2 separate regions of the Homo sapiens genome follow, and region 1 is linked to region 2. The links are chromatin loops, found by intact Hi-C in ENCODE. Cell type or tissue: chondrocyte. All regions are shown on one strand. Each heading gives the region's core, and the rest is flanking DNA. Links, peaks and the distances in the headings are about the cores only. Region 1 has its middle 3.4 kb from the start of CIPC. Region 2 has its middle 50 kb from the start of LRRC74A.

Evidence for each region. A loop is a pair of places that touch in the nucleus more often than their neighbours do. Peaks named below come from ENCODE experiments on the same cell type or tissue, not always from the same donor. Only the 100,000 strongest peaks of a DNase experiment are listed, where the experiment ranks them.
Region 1: it touches region 2 in a loop (7-fold over the local background); 42 of 110 quality-filtered maps call a loop at or near these places.

What each region holds. Positions count from the first base shown.
Region 1 is chr14:77,093,371-77,096,284 of GRCh38, reverse strand. No RefSeq gene overlaps it. Among named protein-coding and RNA genes, the nearest start is that of CIPC, 3.4 kb to the left of the region's middle. In chondrocyte, for the core only: CTCF peaks have their summits at 1,207 and 1,409 (motif pointing right); no DNase peak of the experiment used is centred there.
Region 2 is chr14:76,874,732-76,877,645 of GRCh38, reverse strand. No RefSeq gene overlaps it. Among named protein-coding and RNA genes, the nearest start is that of LRRC74A, 50 kb to the right of the region's middle. In chondrocyte, for the core only: CTCF peaks have their summits at 1,226 and 1,449 (motif pointing left); no DNase peak of the experiment used is centred there.

The DNA.
Region 1 (2,914 bases), core at 246-2,745, 220 kb before region 2:
GGAAGTGGGTGAGAGTACGACGCACACAAAGCAAAAAAAGAATCAATGAAATAAGCAAAAGCATGAGGTGTGGTCCTATCTTAGTTTTCCGAAGGGGCAAATAAATAAACTATGAGAGGAATGAATTAATGGCATTTGCAGCAACCTGGATGAGATTGGAGACTTATATTCTAAGTGAAGTAACTAAGGAATAGAAACCCAAACATCGTATGTTCTCACTCATAAGTGGGAGTTAAGCTATGAGGATGTAAAGGCATAAGGATGATACAGTGGACTTTGGGGACTCAAGGGGAAAGGGTGGGAAGGGGGTGAGGGATAAAAGACTACAAATTGGGTGCAGTGTATACTGCTCAGGTGATGGGTTCACCAAAATCTCACAAATCACCGCTTAAGAACTTACTCATATAACCAAAATGCCACCTGTTCCCCAAAAACCTATGGAAATAAAAAATTTAAAAAACAGCAGCATGGATACTAGGCTTAATACCTGGGTAACGAAATCATCTGTACAACAAACCGCCATGACACAAGTTTACCTATGTAACGAATCTGCACACGTATCCCTGAACTTAAATAAAAAACAAAACAAAAATAAAATTCAAAAAAAAAAAGAATAAAAGTCTGCCTTCAAATAACTTACAATCTGATATGGGAAATAAGACATGATGTAATAAGCAATATGAAAGAGAATGGGATAACTACCAAAAGATTCTGAACAAAACAATAACATTAAGGGAGAAAAAAAAAACTTTCTTTTTCGGTTGTTGGAGTAGAAAGAGACCAGCAGGTAAAGCTTTAAAGACAGCTTGAAAGTTGGGTTTGCAATAATGGAAGCAGGTGAGGGGATAATGCATACCAAGCAAAAAAGAATCAGTGAAATATGCGAAAGCATGAGGCCCTCTTAGTCCTCCGAAGGGGCAAATAAACCAAACTTCCTTGACTTTACCTACATCTTGAGCAGACAGCCATGCTGTACCAATAACTTAAGCTTCAGACAAGTATTGTAATGGAACCAAATGAATCAAGACTAATGATAGGCATAATTTTTATGATTATTTTATGCTATGATTCTATATAATTAGATATACAGAATAAGCAATTCATGAAGATTGATAGTGAATATTTTTATGTAGCTAAACCACCGTAAACGTTTTTCTTCCTTTCCTATTAATTTACCAAGATTTGTAAATCAGCATCTATTGATAGTTTACTGGTGCCACGAATTCTTTAACCTTCACTCACTTTACTCTCTTTACTCTTGGTTGGAGTAAGGACCCTATGATGGATGGGGTAAGGACCCTGTGATGGATAGTGGGTTCTGAAGCACCTATTCTTCTTGCTGTAGGGTCCTTTCCAATTCAAGTTCTCCCCAGTACCATTGTGGTCTAGGTTCGGTTTCCTACCACCACAACCAGCAGGGGGAGACATGCGCCCTTAAATCCTACATTTAGGGACTTGCGAATGTTTCTTTTTTTTTCCCATCTACTTCTTGAAATTGTAACCTGCCTATCCGTGTGAGGATTTGAGTTTTTAACCCTGCCTAGGATACCATGAAGAGTCAGCCATGGGCCGAGTTTTATTTGAAGATATTTTAAGTGTATTATGTTATACAATTTAAAATATTTATAAACGATTGTTTAATAATTGTTGAATTTAAAATTAAAGTCATTTAAAAATATTTAAAAGTGGGCCAGGCGCAGTGGCTCACACCTGTAATCCCAGCACTTTGGGAGGCCAAGGCGGGCAGATCACTAGGTCAGGAGTTCAAGACCAGCCTGGCCAACGTGGTGAAACCCCGTCTCTACTGAAAATACAAAAATTAGCTGGGCATGGTGGCATGCGCCTTTAATCCCAGCCACTCAGGGGGCTGAGGCAGGAGAATTGCTTGAATCCAGGAGGCGGAGGCTGCAGTGAGCTGAAATTGTGCCACTGCACTCCAGCCTGGGTGACAGAGCGAGACTCCGTCTCAAAAAAAAAAAAAAAAAAAATTTAGAAGTAATTAAAATAGTGTAATAGGAGACGGTGAAAGTCAGTGATCTAGTTTCAAATTCCAGCTCCTATCAATATCATTTTACAAAAGAAGGGTCATTTTGATATCTTTTCCGTATACACAGAAGGGAAGATAGGACATAACCTCACAATTTAAAAATAGAATAATTTCGGGTGTATGAAAAACTTAAAGCTTTTAGTCTTATTTTTCCAGTTTGGCTGAAGACTGGTGAAAACATCACCACAAGGACTGGCAACAGTTCTTGGACTGGTGTTTGGGAACCATTGATTTCATTTTCCTGAACCTCAGTTTGGCCGTCTGTAAAATAGTTATCCTGTAGTTTGAATCTAGCATCTAGCATTATTGGTGCTGATCACTTCATAAGTCTTTAAATAGGATTTGATGGAGTGGTAAGTGTGTCTCATGGGTCAGTGAGAGAAGAGAGGGGCTCCAGCCTGTGTGGGCAGGGGGATCTACAGGTGCCAGATGGCAGAGGCAGAGGCCAGTGATAGTGGGATGTATGACCTTTTTTCCCTTAGCAGTCAGGTAACAAGGCCCTCACCAGCCAGACTGGTTCTTGGCTCATATTTTAGGGAAGTATTTGGCAGAGCAGGTACACTAAAAGGGTAATATTCAGGTTATGGTCAGGCTGTTCATATACAGGTGAAGGTTTTGATTTTAGAGACAGTGTAAACCCTTCCCACATAGCCCTCTGTCTTCTTGCTGATACTTGAAATTCCTTTAAGGAATTGCTTGACACCAAGATACTCTAGAACCCAAGACAAATTCTTCCATAACAACACGTAGTGCTTATTATTTGCCAGATGCTGTCCTAAGTGATTTGCCTACATTTATTCATTTAATCCTCCCACTGTCTATGAGATGGGTGTAGTATCATTATTTTCTTTTTACAGAGCAGGAGGC
Region 2 (2,914 bases), core at 91-2,590:
ATCACAGTGCACTTGGGAAAGGCATTTTGGGGCTGTGGGTTTTACAGTCTTTTTTTTCTTTTTCTTTTTTTTTTTTTTGAGACAGAGTCTTGCTGTGTCGCCCAGGCTGGAGTGCAGTGGCACGATCTCGGCTCCCTGCAAGCTCTGCCTCCCAGGTTCACGCCATTCTCCTGCCTCAGCCTCTCCGAGTAGTTGGGACTACAGGCGCCCGCCACCATGCCCGGCTAATTTTTTGTATTTTTAGTAGAGACGAGGTTTCATGGTGGTCTCGATCTCCTGACGTGATCCGCCCGCGTTGGCCTCCCAAAGTGCTGGGATTACTAAGCATGAGGCACCACGCCCGGCCTACAGTCTTGAAATAACACTTAGTAGACTGAAGACCCACTGTGGGGCAAGGACTCAAGGAGAGAGAAGCCCAAAGAACTGCCTCACACTCCTCAAAATCAGAGGGGGTGGGTGGCAGCCTCCTGGGTTTGACAGAGAGGGAAGGAAGGGATAGCATCTCACCCACGTTTATTATGTGACCACAGCTGGCTGCTCCAAGGACAGGGAAGAAGAGAGAGGCGTGGAGAAATAGACAAGCTACTCGCAAGGTTGTAGTTGTATTCAGAAGGTGTCTGGTTGCTTGCCTGGACTTCCCTTCCTGCAGCTACTAGATGTGGCAGGTGGGCCAGAGTTGCTGAGAAGCTAAAAAAACTCAAGCTGCAGGGACCTGCACTGCAGTGAGGCCCCTTCCAAGGCCCTGGGGGGATTTGATGCTTATGGTCTTGTCAGCTTTAAGAAAATGTGTCATTTGTTGTGATTCTTCCCCCTCATTCTAAACATCCACTTTCTATCCCTAACATTGTATTTGTGAATTTGTATTTTTTTCTTTTTTTTTGAGACAAAGTCTCATTCTTGTCCCCCAGGCTGGAGTGCAATGGTGCCATCTCAGCTCACTGCAACCTCTGCCTCCCGGGTTCAAGTGATTCTCCTGCCTCGGTGCCTCCTGCCCCCCAACCCTGAATAGCTGGGATTACAGGTGCCTGCCACCATGCCTGGCTAATTTTTGTATTTTTAGTAGAGACACGGTTTCACCATGTTGGCCAGCCTGGTCTAGAACTCCTGACCTCAGGTGATCCACCCGCCTCTGCCTTCCAAAGTGCTGGGATTACAGGCGTGAGTCACCGCACCTGGCTGTATTTTTTTTTTAAAGAGGGCCCCTAAATTGTATAAGCTCAGCTCCCACAGAACCTGGACGTCGCAGGGAGGCTGAAGGCTATGGCCCAGGCTCCCCTGGTGCAATCTGTGTCACTGAAGCTGGCTGCATTGCTGCTTTTCTGAGGGCACCTAATAAGAATTTGATTTCCCTGAGCCAGTGTGGGGTCCTATTTTCTTCTGTGCATCTCAACTGAGCCTTAGGGAGCTGGGAAAGGCTATGGAGATGGGGTACTTGTGGGGTTGGAGCACCCTCTGCTGGGAAAGCAGAGGTACAGCCGGGAGTGGCTGCACTGAATCAGGGTTGTTAGACACAGGTCAGAAAGCAGGAGGGGCTTGGACTTAGCTCACAGACAAGCCCCTCTTTTGGGGCATGGGCACATTGGAGCACACACACCTCATCTCTGAAATTCAAATGCGAGTATGCTGCTGTGTACATGTGCTCCATTTCCATCCCACCTGGAGGAATACCAACAGGAGTAACCGCAATTCAGTTCTGACACTAACCCCCCTAGGGTTGGCAGCAGACTTTAGTTTTCGGGCTCAGTCCTCCACAAAACTGCCTCTGTTTCAGTACCAGCTGCAAGTTGGGCACCCAGACCACCTGCACTTCTGACCAGCCAGCTACAAATTTGAGCATCCCCACTGCTTCCCCAGTTTTGATAATTTGCTGGAATGACTCAAAGCTCACTGAAAGCACGATACTGTGCTTATAAAATCACAGCTTTATTACAAAGATACAGCTCGGGAACAGGCACACGAACAGTGACAGAGGGCAAGGTCTGGGAGGGAGCACAGAGCTTCCATGTTCTCTTCCCATGGAATCAGGGATCGCCAGCCTCTGGCATCTCAATGTGTTCACCAACCAGGGAGTTCTGCAGAGCCTCAGTGTGCAGAGTATTTACTGGGGTTTCATTGCCTAGGCTTGCTTGAGTGAACACTGGCCACATGACTAAACTCAATCTCCAGCCCCCTCTCTCCTTCCTGGAAGTCTATTGGCCAAAAGTACCAACCTCTAATCCTGTGGGTGGTCTTTCTGGTGACCAGCACCTGCCTAAAGTGATCTAGGGGTCCACCCTGAGCCACCTCTTTAGCATAACAAAGATTTTCATCTCTCAGGAAATTACAAGGGTTTTGAAGCTCTGTGCCAAGAACCGGGAAGAAGACCAACTATATTCTTTATCATCAAATAACACATCCACACAAGCACAAATCATGTCTCAGGTAGCCTGGACCCCACAGCATTTAGCCAGTCACTCTGTTTCATCCACAGACTGCCTAGGGTGGTGGCAACACAAGCCAAAGCCCTCTGAGGGTTCCCTGGATGACCTTCCATAAAAGGAGCTCCCGGGCCTGGGGCAGCCTCACCCCAGCTGCCCTTGGGTTCCCTCCCCTCCAGGACACCTGCTTCTTGAAGAATGGTTCAAGGCCACTGGGCAGGAGTTCGTGTTTAGGGCACAGGCTGGCCTTGCCAGTCATTGTGTTCTTTTGTTTAAAACAAAACAAAACAAATCCCAAGCCCCCACTTGGCAAGGCAGGCCTGGTCGCCTGAGGACACCACAGCTGCCACCATAGTCAGACACCAGAGGCTGCAGTTTGCATCGTGAACCTGCAGGCCCGGGACCATGAATGACACCCTGCACCGTTACCACTGCTGCCCCGGGAACTCCACTGAACTTCAACGTTGCAGCTACCACAGGGAATTCTCTGTAGCCCT